Linked DNA regions of Homo sapiens: regions 2 and 3 are each linked to region 1. A link is a contact called in ENCODE Hi-C or POLR2A ChIA-PET data. All regions are on one chromosome and are shown on one strand. Each heading gives the region's core, a stretch centred on a gene start or an enhancer-like site at or near the end of the contact. The rest is flanking DNA. Distances are from core to core; before and after follow the strand shown. Region 1 holds the start of ZFP82 (ZFP82 zinc finger protein). Region 2 holds the start of ZNF790-AS1 (ZNF790 antisense RNA 1). Region 3 holds the start of ZNF790 (zinc finger protein 790).

What was found. A loop is a pair of places that touch in the nucleus more often than their neighbours do. ChIA-PET counts read pairs that join two places held with the same protein, here RNA polymerase II (POLR2A). Pooled maps may share reads with other maps.
Region 2: a loop to region 1 is called in a pooled map, with 6 times the contacts of the local background. The contact joins the promoter of ZNF790-AS1 here to the promoter of ZFP82 in region 1. A Hi-C loop is called at or near these places in 7 of 50 pooled maps. POLR2A ChIA-PET finds 5 or more read pairs at or near these places in 3 of 52 experiments (CD4-positive, alpha-beta T cell, Panc1 and naive thymus-derived CD4-positive, alpha-beta T cell).
Region 3: a pooled map shows a loop between it and region 1 (5-fold over the local background). The contact joins the promoter of ZNF790 here to the promoter of ZFP82 in region 1. A Hi-C loop is called at or near these places in 6 of 50 pooled maps. POLR2A ChIA-PET finds 5 or more read pairs at or near these places in 3 of 52 experiments (RWPE1, WTC11 and activated T-cell).

Annotation. Positions count from the first base shown.
Region 1 is chr19:36,416,265-36,420,075 of GRCh38, forward strand. It overlaps ZFP82 (ZFP82 zinc finger protein), which reads right to left and starts at 2,380. Exons shown (of 5, transcript NM_133466.4): 1 at 2,228-2,380. RefSeq lists an enhancer at 1,749-1,908.
Region 2 is chr19:36,794,967-36,799,196 of GRCh38, forward strand. It overlaps ZNF790-AS1 (ZNF790 antisense RNA 1), which reads left to right and starts at 2,584. Exons shown (of 6, transcript NR_040027.1): 1 at 2,584-2,845. RefSeq lists silencers at 2,146-2,215, 2,226-2,385 and an enhancer at 2,806-2,875.
Region 3 is chr19:36,835,726-36,840,115 of GRCh38, forward strand. ZNF790 (zinc finger protein 790) reads right to left here and starts at 2,662. Exons shown (of 5, transcript NM_206894.4): 1 at 2,612-2,662.

The sequences.
Region 1 (3,811 bases), core at 1,130-3,629:
CAAAGGTTACAGACTTTGATTCTAGGCCAGTAGATCTGAATCTTAATGGATCATGTTTGATAATCTCATTAAATTACATATTTTCTCCCCATAAAAGTGGCATATTAACAGATATCTATAACAATTTTACGTACAATTTCAAAGAGTATCTGGTCCCCTGAAAGCCTCAAATGAATTCAAATTACTTCTGGTTAAGAATTCCTGTTCTATGGCCGGGCACGGTGGCTCATGCCTGTAATCCCAGCACTTTGGGAGGCCAAGGCGGGCAGATCACCTGAGGTCGGGAGTTCAAGACCAGCCTGACCAACATGGAGAAACCCCGTCTCTACTAAAAATACAAGATTAGGCAGGCGTGGTGGTATATGCCTGTAATCCCAGCTACTAGGGTGGCTGAGGCAGGAGAATCGCTTGAACCTGGGAGGCGGAGGTTGCGGTGAGCTGGGATCACACCATTGCACTCCAGCCTGGGAAATAAGAGCGAAACTCCGTCTCAAAAAAAAAAAAAAAAAAAAGAATTCCTGTTCTAGGCTGGGGGCGGTGGCTCATGCCTGTCATTCCAGCACTTTGGGAGGCCGAGGCAGGCAGATCACTTGAGGCCAGGAGTTTGAGACCAGCCTGGCCAACATGGTAAAACCCGGTCTGTACTAAAAATACAAAAATTAGCTGGGTGTGGTGGTGCAGGCCTGTAATCCCAGCTACTTGGGAGGCTGAGGTATAAGAATCGCTTGAACCACGGAAAGGGAGGTTGCAGTGAGCTGAGATTGTGCCACTGCACTCCAACCTGGGTGACAGAGCAAGACCCTGTCTCAAAAAAAAAAAAAAAAAAAAAAAAAAAGAATTCCTGTTTTAGACTATTTAAGCATCTGATCTGGCTCATTTATTTTTTACTAGGAAATACTCACCACAATTGGCTTAGTATTTTCATTTTCCCCCCATCTATAGAAGGCTGATGTAGAATTGCTCCAAATCACTACTTAAGAATACATAACTAAGGTTTATTAAGTACTAACGAGGTCTCAGGAACTGTTCTAAGAACTTTACACATAGTAATTAAAAGAAGGCCCACAGAAGTAATGAAAAACATCTACCAAATGGGTATGTGCATACAGGCTCTCGGGAGGGGACCTAGGTATCAGCTCAATGGACAGGACATTTATGGAGAATGAAACAAATATTCTCATGTCCTAAGAAATAAGAATGCATTTCACAGAAGAAAGCAGAAACACCCACTCGCCTCGACCTTGACTTAAACAGGCAACAGCAATTCATTCCTCCTCCCGCTCGGACCCCTTTTCTTAAAGAATTGGGCAGGACTGGCTAATAAGGGAACCAGGCTTTTCTTGCAGCCCAGCCTCGCATAGGGCACAATGCCCCCACCGCCCACCCACACATAACCAGAGTAACATAAGAGAGATGGTGTTGTTAACTCTTCCCAGTATCAAAGAAAGGCCAGGGTCATGGATGCCCGGGGCTAGAACTGGAGTTCACAATAGCTTCCTGGAAGCAATGCTGTGGTTCTGAAACCTGCAGCTGGACTCTTCAGAGTTGTGAGTGCACGTGCGTGGGTCCGGGTCCGCGAGGAGGTGGTGTGGGAGTCCCTTCCAGGAGCAAGCCTGGGCGGGAGCGGGGGCTCGTTCAGTTCTAATATTCCTATCCCAAGGTCGGGTCTGAGCCTTGTTTCGCTGTTGCCCAGGCTGGAGAGTAGTGGTGCTATCATAGCTCGCTGCAGCCTCAATCTCCTCCTAGGCTCAAGCCATCCTCCCGCCTCAGCCTCTCGAGTGGCTGGGACCACAGGAGCACGCCATCACACCCGGCTCATTTTTTAAATTTCTGGTACAGATGGGAGTTTCGCTTTGCTGCCCAGGCTGGTCTCGAACTCCTGGCTTCCAGCGATCCTCCCGCCTCGCTCTCCCAGAGCTCTGGGATTACAGATGTGAGCCACCTGGTCCGGCCTAGTCTGCGCGTTTCTGCTGGGAGTCTTTGGCGTGCAGAAACTGACCGAGGGCCATTTCTCTGCAGCTGGGCCCGGTGTGGGCAGAGGATGCTGGGGTCAGTCACGCACTCCACGGCCACAACAACCTTCGCTCATACAATAGTCTCTGCACCCAAGTCAGCCGCACAGACTCCGTCACGTCCCAGCCCCGGCCCCGTCACGCCCACGACACACACACCCGGGCCTGAGGCGCGGGCTCCCGCCCCTCTGCGATACTGCAGTGGCCCCGCTTACCTCTCTTTACCCCCTGGGCCGCAGCGCTTTTCCTACAGATTACCAGGACCGACGCTCCGGGCCAGGACTGCTCACTCGGGGCGCGAACCCGAGGCACAGCGATGCCCGAACGGAGGAAGCCGCTGCCGGGTCACGCCACAATCCCCGGGGCCTAACGGGCTGCGCGCGGAGGCTGCTGGGAGGGCCGGGCGCGCTCACGGAGTGCGCAGGCGCGGCCAGTCTCAAGGGTCCGCTCGCTGGTGCAGCCCCTGCTCTGCGTGAACCCGGAGCCGGAGCTAGGTCCGTCCCAGCGAGGCTGCGCTTCGAGTCCCTTAGCGCCTGGGGACGGCGCGGCAGGGCCTGGAGGGGAGCGGGGACAGATGGCTGGCGCGTTAAAGAGGGGCGCCCGCGACCGCCTCTCTATAGTGCCAACTAGGGAGCCCTGTGAGCGAGGACGGCGCTGCGAGTCTGTCCCTGGCGCGCTCCTGGGTGGGATTCTTTCACTGGGTGTGGCTGTTGGGATTTGAGACCGTGTGACTCCGGAGATTCGGGGAAGCCAGTTCCTATATTTTCCATTTCTGTATTTTTAAATGGTAAAAACAATGAAAAGGAGAACAATATTTTGTGAAATATGAAAATCATACATGTCAAATTTCAGTGTCCATAAATAAAAGTTTTATTGGAACATAGCCGTGTTTGATTGTGTACTGTCTATTGCTATATTTGAGCTACAAGGACAGACTCGAGTAGTTACACAGACCAGATGGCCCACGCAGCCTAAAATACAGTCAGTTCTCACTATTCACAGTAGTTATGGTCTATAAACTTGCTACAAACACGGAATTAGTGAATACCATTCCACTGCTTCTAGGGGAAATACAGGGTTAGTTTCCTGTAAGCATCTGGTCACATTTTAGTCAACCGATGAATGCATAAGCTTATTTTATTGTGTTTATTTTCTTTTTTTCTTTTTTTTTTTTTTTTTTGAGATAGGGTCTTGCTCTGTCACCCAGGCTGGAGTGCAGTGGTGGGATCTTGGCTCACTGCAACCTCCTCCGCCTCCCGGGTTCCAGCAATTCTCCTGCCTCAGCCCCCAGAGTAGCTGGGAATACAGATGCATGTCACCATGCCCAGCTGATTTTTGTATTTTGTAGAAACGGAGTTTCACCATGTTGACCAGGCTGGTCTCAAACTCCTGACCTCAGGTGATCCACCCGCCTTGGCCTCCCAAAAGTGCTGGGATTATAGGCATGAGCCACCGCGCCTGGCCTTATTGTGTTTCTATTTAAACACTTTAATATATATTATTGATTCATTAACATTGAACTCATGGCCAACAGCTCCATAACTCATGCCTGAATGAAGCTTATCTAACACATGTATTTTTTCTGTAAGACACATGACCGCTTTCTCATTCATAGGAACATCAACAGCACTTTAGTACTACTACATTTGGGGTCCCTTTGAAACAGCAAAATCACCAGCAAAAAACAAAAATATGAGAAGCCAAGGTACTAAATGGACTGCAAAAAGGGTACCTGTTTACAGTATGAGAGCTGAAATAAGAAGATAGAGGGTCACTTTGTTTGACTTTGGCTGAGAACA
Region 2 (4,230 bases), core at 1,334-3,833, 380 kb after region 1:
AGAAGCCAAGTAACTCACCAGACCAACTCAAAGTTTCAAGTTTTTTTCTAGTGCTTATATACATCTTAAGCTCAATGCTATGGTGGGACTGCACCTACAAGCAGAAATGTTGCATTCAATCAACATCTAATCTTTAACTACGGTCTAGGGTCTGGAAAGATTTCTCTAGAGTCTTGGAAAGTTTCTGAATCTTAAGACAGGCCCAGGTGAATGTGTAAGAATACTATTATTATTCGATCAGACTTTAGGGTCTGAGAGGACCCAGGCGGGGTCTTAATGGGTTCGTTTTCGCATTCCATCCCTGATACTCAGGCACCAGTTTCTCAATTTCTTTAACGTTTAACTTATGCATTCATCAAAATTATAGTAAAGTGTTAATGGAAACTGTTCTGGTTGCTAATGGAAACCTGGCCTGCCACACTGCCGAACTGAAGCCCACTGCAGAACACTGAAAATGCCTGCAAACACTGACTTTACTGACAACTCTTAAATTACAGAAAATCAAGTTCATGCTGCCTCTCCGATCTGTCCTACGGAATTGCTAGTTACAAACGTGCACATTGTCCTAGGTTCGGTTTTGCAAAGATGGAGCCCTTCAGCGAAAGCATTTGTTTGATTTCATGCATTAATGTTTCCTCTATCCATTTCCTTTTTACTTATTTATTTAAAGACGGAGTTTCCCTTACTGCAACCTCCGCCTCCCGGGTTCAAGTGATTCTCCTGCCTCAGCCTCCCAAATAGGTAGGATTACAGGCATGCGCCGCCATGCCCCGCTAATTTTTGTTTTTGTTTTTTTCTTTTTTTTTTTCTTTTGAGACGGAGTTTCACTCTTGTTGCCCAGGCTGGAGTGCAATGGCGCGCGCGATCTTGGCTCACCGCAACCTCCGTCTCCCGGGTTCAAGCGATTCTTCTGCCTCAGCCTCCCGAGTAGCTGGATTACAGGCATGCGCCACCACCCCGGCTAATTTTGTATTTTTAGTAGAGACGGGGTTTCTCCATGTTGGTCTGGCTCGTCTTGAACTCCTGACCTCAGATGATCCACCCGACTCGGCCTCCCAAAGTGCTGGGATTACAGGCGTGAGCCACCGCGCCCGGCCAATTTTTGTATTTTTAGTAGAGACGGGGTTTCACCACGTTGCCCAGGATAGTCTCGAACTCCTGAGCTCAGGCAATCCAGCCGCCTCGGCCGCCCAAAGTGCTGCGATTACAGGCGTGAGCCACCGCGCCCGGCCTATTTTATTTTATTTTAAGACGGAGTCTCACTCTGTCGCCCAGGCTGGAGCGCAGGGGCGGGATCTCGGCTCACTGCAACCTCCGCCTCTCCGGCTCACTGCAACCTCCGGCTCACTGCAACCTCCAACTCTCCAACTCTCCAACTCTCCAACTCTCCAACTCTCCAACTCTCCGGTTCACGCGATTCTTGTGCCTCCGCCTCCCGACTAGGTGGGATTACAGGCGCCCGCCAGCACGCCTGGCTAATTTTTGTATTTTTAGTACAGACGGGGGTTTCATCATGTTGGCGGCCGGACTGTTCTCTAACTCCTGACCTCAAGTAATCGGCCCGCCTCGGCCTCCCAAAGTGCTGGAACTACAGGCGTGAGCCACCGCGCCCGGCCCCATTTCCTTTATTTTATTTTACTATGTTCAGACGGAGTTTCGCTCTTGCTGTCCAAGCTGGAATGCAGTGGCGCGATCTCGGCTCACCGCAACCTCTACCTCCCAGGTTCAAGCGATTCTCCTGCATCAACCTCCGGAGTAGCTGGGATTACAGGCGCACGCCACCACGCCCGACTACATTTCCTTTATTTTATTTTTATACTTTACTAGCCTGTTTGTTGATCACAAGACTGGCGGTGCACAAGGTTGGGTCTCGGTGTTCACCGGGCGGTGGGCGTGGGCGAGGTGGGAGGGTCTCCAGCGCCTGGTGCTAATCTCCAAGAAAGTGCAGGAAACAGCACCAAACGTGATTGCAAAGTTTTGGTTTGGCGCGGCGGGTAGGCGTTCCAGCGCAGAAATGCGCAGGAAAGTTTCTGCTGTGCTTGTAGGAAGGTCGGCCACAAGCACTTCTTTTGTTTTTTGAAACCGAGTTTCGCTCTGTCGCCCAGGCAGGAGTGCAGTGGCGTGATATCCGCTCACTGCAAGCTCCGCCTCCCGGGTTCACGCCATTCTGCGGCCTCAGCTTCCCGAGTAGCTGGGACTATAGGCGCCCGCCACCACGTCTGGTTAATTTTTCGTATTTTTAGTAGAGACGGGGTTTCACCGTGTTAGCCAGGATGGTCTCGATCTTCTGACCTCGTGATCCGCCCGCCTCGGCCTCCCAAAGTGCTGGGATTACAGGCGTGAGCCGCCGCGCTCGGCCGGCCCCAAACACTTCTTATTGGCTAATCTGGAGCAAACCTGCATATCCATTGGCTGAAAGCTCCGTCTATTTTAGGGTGACTGAGAGCGTCTCTTCCTTCTGTGTTGCCTGGAAACGGACTGTTCGCCTAGTAACATCTGATCACGTTTCCCATTGGTCACCGTTTCCGGAAGCCCGCTCTCCCGTTTCCGGAATCCCCGCAGGCGCTGGGTCTGCAGATGGCGTCCAGGTACACAGTGGCGAGTGTGATTCCGCAGTCTTGGGCTGTTTGGCCAAGCGCCCGCCGGACATGGTACGCCGAAGGGTCATCGGCGTGGAGTCCTCGCTTTCAGCGTCCGCGGCTGGGAAATCGGCCATCGCTACGGCGGGAACTGGGACTCGGGCTGCGTCCCGGCCCTTCCACATCGGTCCACCGCACTCGTGGGCGCCCGCATTGGTGCTGACATAATTTCCTGACCTCTGACCCGTATTGTCTCGCGATTAAAGGTAAAAAACGGGGCTTTTTCATCCCACTGGGGTAAAACGCCCTTTTATTTCTAGCCAGGTGTTCTGTTGCAGAACGCCTCGAAGGGAGGGAGTGACCGGCAGGTTGAGGTTTATTAAATAAAATACATTCCTGGTTTATATTATGTTTATAATAAAGCACCCCACCCTTTAAAAAATCTCACGTTTTGCCAGTTGCATTATTTAGTGGACTGTCTCTGATAAGGACAGCCAGTTAAAATGGCATTTTGTTGTTGTTGCTAATTAAACCAATTTTTAGTTTTGGTGGTTTTCCTAACAGCAGCAACTTCTCAGGCTTTATAAAATCATATTTCTTGTGGGAAATTTCTGTGAAAGGCGCAGCGAGTTAGTTTGGAATTGTTTTAAAGGAAGTAAGTTCCTGGTTTTGATATCTTAGTAGTAGTATTTTCCCCAGTGTCTTTGAAATCTTATTTTTGGAGCACGTATGTAGAGTAACTTTTGTGAAAGAAACAACTTTTATTTTTTATTATTATTTTTTTTTGAGACGGAATTTCGCTCTCGTTGCCCAGGCTGGAGTGCAATGGTGCAATCTCTGCTCACTGCAACCTCCGCCTCCCGGGTTGAAGCGATTCTCCTGCCTCAGCCTCACGAGTAGCTGGGATTATAGGCATGTGCCACCACGTCCAGCTAATTTTGTATTTTTAGTAGAGATGGGGTTTCTTTATGTTGGTCAAGCTGGTCTCGAACTCCCGACCTGGGGTGATCTGCCCGCCTCGGCCTCCCAGAGTGCTGGGATTACAGGTGTGATCCACCGCACCTGGCTGATTTCATATATATATCTTCCTAAATCCTTTAAAAAGTTAGTGGATCTCTTACTTTTGTAGGATTTATTTCATAGTGTGAATGAGACACCTGTAGGCTCCAGGTCTCTGTCTTCATGAGGTGTGAAGATTCAGTGCTTTATAAAACAGTCCCCACATTCTTCAAAGGCCTTGTTCTTAATTCTCAGCACGCTTGTGCTTCTGACATTGTTACTAAAATTAAGCTAAGTTTTTCTGGTTATGTGAGAGCTGTGGAAATGTCCAGCGTTAGCCACTAATGTTTCTCCTTGATATTTCTCCGTATCTTAATACTGACTCTCAATCCATTACTCAGATGGGTGTCCTTTTCCTGGATGTCTGGAAACTAAGCCTGGCTATCCCTCTGACCTCCCTGCCGAGCTACCATTTTTTTCCTCTCTCTTTTCTTGTCTACACTTGAGTTGGTAACCTCAGCTCTTTCATGAGCAACCTTGATGCCTTTGACTCCTTCTGAGTTTATTACCCACAGTTCCATCAGCCAAGTTTAGGGGCCCATGAGAAGGGCTCGTGTAAATTTTCACATTCCTCTAACCAAAATGTAGTGTT
Region 3 (4,390 bases), core at 1,412-3,911, 420 kb after region 1:
GGGAGAATTCGTTTTCTTATGTTTTCCAGCTTCTAGAGGCCACCAACATTCCTTGGCTTAAGGCCCACTTCCTCTATCTAGTAAGCAATGTGGCATCTCTCTGACCATTCTTCTGCGGTCACATCTCCCTCTGACTTTAAACTCAGCCAGGAAAGGTTCACTGACTTTAAGGACCCATGTCATTATATTAGTCCAACAAGATAATCGCCCCCATTTCAAGGTTCTTAACTTTATCCCCTTTGCAAAGTCCTTTTTGCCATATAAAGTAGCATCGTCCTAGTTTCCAGGGATTAGGAAGTAAACATTGGTTGCAGGGCCATCATTCTGCCTACCTTGACCCCCCTTCTATCTTAAGCTTCCTTCTTTCTGAGAGATACTCAGTGAAGGAAATAATGTATACAGTGGTCCATTTCCAAGACAAAATGCCTTGAATTGGCTTAGGTAAGCAAACTACAGAAGAAACAGGATATACTAGGCCCCTGCTTGGATAGATGATGCCTGCTTGTCAGCCTCCCGCTTTCTCCCTTTCCCCCACTTAGTTGCCTTCACCCAAACCAAAGAAGTTTAGTCTAAGATGAAAGTTTGCTAGCCTGCAAAATAGCTCATTTTGTCTGCTTTTATCAGCCTGCCCAGCTGCTTAGGTCATAAGTCAACTATTGAAGAGACCTTGAGCTAACTAGGATTGCAGTGCATTGTGGGCCGCAACCAAATGCAGCAAGACAAGCCTAAAAAAAAAACACACACACACACCGGCTGGGCGCGGTGGCTCACGCCTGTAATCCCAGCAGTTTGGAAGGCCGAGGCGGGCGGATCACAAAGTCAAGAGATCGAGACCATCCTGGCCGACACGGTGAAACCCCATCTCTACTAAAAATAGAAAAGTTAGCTGGGCGTGGTGGCACGCACCTGTAGTCCCAGCTACTCGGGAGGCTGAGGCAGGAGAATCCACTTGAACCTGGGAGGCGGAGGTTGCAGTGAGCCGTGATTGCACCACTGCACTCCAGCCTGGTGACAGAACAAGACTCTGTCTCACAAAAATCAAAAAACAAAACACCTGAAGCCCCTACCCAACAATCAATAGGCAACATCCGGGAAGATTGTGACCCCATAGTTATCAGCCTATGAGGAACCAGGGGAGGAACCTGTGCACTAGGGGATAAATTGCTTGTTGAAACTGTTGGGTGTGCCTATCAGACACTGATCTTGCAAGACCATCATTAAAAGTCTCACTTTTGCTGTTCTCCGGGTCTCTGAGTCCATTCTTTGGGACGGGTAAGTTTGTTTCTCACACTCAAGAAATCATCTTTCACTATCCCACGCTATCTCTCCAAAACTGACTTGAATCCAACCAGAATAAATGTCAATCCAACCTTGTATTTATATTTATCTACTATAAGAAGTCCCAGAATTTCTAGTCAACTGTCTTTTCGGACATTGTATACCATCAAGTCTCATTTGTCCCCTTTTCTCATTCTTCCCAACTTTCAACACTTTTCCTGTATGCCTTCATAATGGAATTCATAATTCATTAACAACCAACTCCTCTTTTATCTTCAACCACTTCCTTGAACACGCCCTAACATTCTGAGTCTAACAGAAACTAGGCTGTATCTGGAGGACTCTGCAGCCCTCTCAACATTTCCCCAGCTACAGCCTCTTACCAGTGGGTCTGAAAATGGAACAGATGGCCGGCCTCCTTGTTGTTCACTACCTTCAGACCTTTCTTCCTCCCTCCACAAACTCTAGTTTTGAATTTCCTGCCATGAGATTGTATATAACTCACCACATCTCACTTTTGTTGACCTCTACCAAACACAGGGTATTTTCCCCCTATATCTGAAATCTTCAGCTCATGGTTTACTCTCTGCAGCGCGATTACCCTTTTCTATTTTTTTTAATTCTTGCATTTTTAACTACACCCACACAGATGAGCCTTGTTTACTTACCCTTGCCTGGACTTTTCCCCCCTCTCGTGGCTCATTTCCAACAACATGTTGATGGGTGGTTGTTCCCCAGCCGTCTTCCCCAGCCCTCTACCCCAACCTGCTGCTCCATTTCTCTGCTCTAATTTACGGAGAAACTCTTGAACTATGTTGTCTACACTGTGTCCCATTCTTCTCCCCTCCTTCTAGGTTGCCCCCACTCCAATCCAGCTACGGGCCAGCACAAAAACTGCTCCCCACACATTCACGAAGGACTATGCCTGTCACTCAACGCAAAGCTCAATTCTTTGTTTTTGGCCCCATAGCGGCTGCTATCACCACCTTTACGAACGTGGTCACGCACAACGCGACGCAGTCATAATCACGTACATACAGTCACATTTAAATAGTCCATTAGGGTCACACACAGCGCCTGTCAACGTCGTGTGCGCGTGCGCGCACACACACACACACACACACATACACACACACACACACAAGCTCCCGTCGCGGCCCCAGCTCCTGCATCAATTTCACTCTCGCATCCACTGCTCCCATCGCGATCGCTCGCCCCCACGCTCCCTCGCCGGCAAAGCCACCAACTCCAAAGACATTAGCACCTCACTCCCCTCAGCCCCGGCCTCGGGCCCTCCGGAGTCATTCGGCTTCTGTGTCTCGGAATCACTCACCCGGCCCTGCGGTCCCTTGATGGTGGAAGGTTCCGCGATCTTTCTATTAACCCTAAAGGGACAGAGGGCTGACAGGAAGTTGCCCGGGGAACGGTGCACTCTGGGAAATGTAGTCCGGAGCCTGGGCCGTCTTTAACTGCCCCGGACACCGCGGTCACCATTAACGGACCCTGCATTTGAGCCCCATCCCCTCGCTGGGCAAAGACCATCGCCCACACACCGCTCACATCTGCTGCCGAGAGCTTCCAGAATTCCAGGCCGCGTTTAGGAAGCTTCAGCGGAGGCATGCAGGCTGCCCTACCTCTGCAAAAGGCTCCCAGCCCTGGGAACAGGACAGTAAGCCCAGGCCATCTTAGGCTGGAAGTAACCTTGGTCCCGACGGCCCTGGGAAATGTAGTCCAGAGCCTGGAACACTGCAGAAATGCCCCGGGGGGATGGTGCGATGGTTTTCAGTAGGAGCTCGCTGCGTGGGCCTCTGACCTATGTGGCATGGCGGGAAAGTCCTACAAGACTGTGCCAAGCGAGTGGCGAGTCTGTCCCGTCTCTGCCCGAGCCTCGGCCCGGCTGGGTGGACACCTCTTGTCCCACAAGTACCAGCCTGGGATAGAACGAAGGGGAAACGATCCATGGGACACAGCTACATGCCCAGCCCTATAGGGGTACCCTGTCTGGGAATCCATGAGAACTCTTCCTAATACCTTATTCCCATCCTCCAATCGCCCTTAAAGTGTTTGGTTTCAATTAATGTTTATAGTAACATTAGTACTGTTTTGTAAATTCCATTCATGCCATTCTTTTTGCTGAAGTACACACTTGCCAGTTTTCATTTGCTTCTCTTTTAGATGTACATCATTTCAATCTACATCTAAACTTTCTGACAGAGGAGTAATTTTTTTCAGTACTTTCAAACTTATCAGGTAACTAAAATAGTTGTTTCTTTTTTTATTGTGAAACAGAAAATACTTGAAGTGCATAAAATGTGTAAGTTCAGTATAACTCCACACAAGTGTTGGTATCTCAAGAACAAATGCCCATTCTATGTGATCATTTCTCTTTTTGTTTGTTTGTTTGTTGTTTTTTTTGAGACAGGGTCTGGCTTTGTCACCCAGGCTGGAGTACAGTGGCACGATCTAGGCTCTCTGCAACCTCTGCCTCCCTGGCTCAAGTGATCCTCCCACCTCAGCCTCCAGAATAGCTGGGACTACAGGTGTGTGCCATCACACTCAGCTAATTTTTATAGAGACAGGGTCTCGCCATGTTGGCCAGGCTGGTCTCGAACTCCTGGGCTCAAGTGATCCTCCCAAGTAGGCCTCACAAAGTACTGGCATTACAGGCATGAGTCACTGCACATAACCTGTGTGATCATTTCTGATACCCAGCTCCAGCTCCAGCTGATCTTTAGGGTATTAATAATATCTTGGCTCTTTAATAGTTTTAATCTCTCAGCTGGACGCGGTGGCTCACGCCTGTAATCCCAGCACTTTGGGAGGCTGAGGAGGGTGGATCACCTGAGGTCAGGAGTTCGAGACCAGCTTGGCTAACATGGTAAAACCCTGTCTCTACTAATAATACAAAAATTAGCTAGGTGTGGTGGTGCATGCCTGTAATCCCAGCTACTCTGGAGGCTGAGGCAGGAGAATCGCTTGAACCCAGGAGGCAGAGGTTGCAGTGAACCAAGATCACACCACTGCACTCCAGTCTGGGCGACAAGAGCGAAACTCCATCTCAAAAAAAGAAAAAAAAGTTTTAATCTTGCTGTGAAATGTATATAAATGCAAT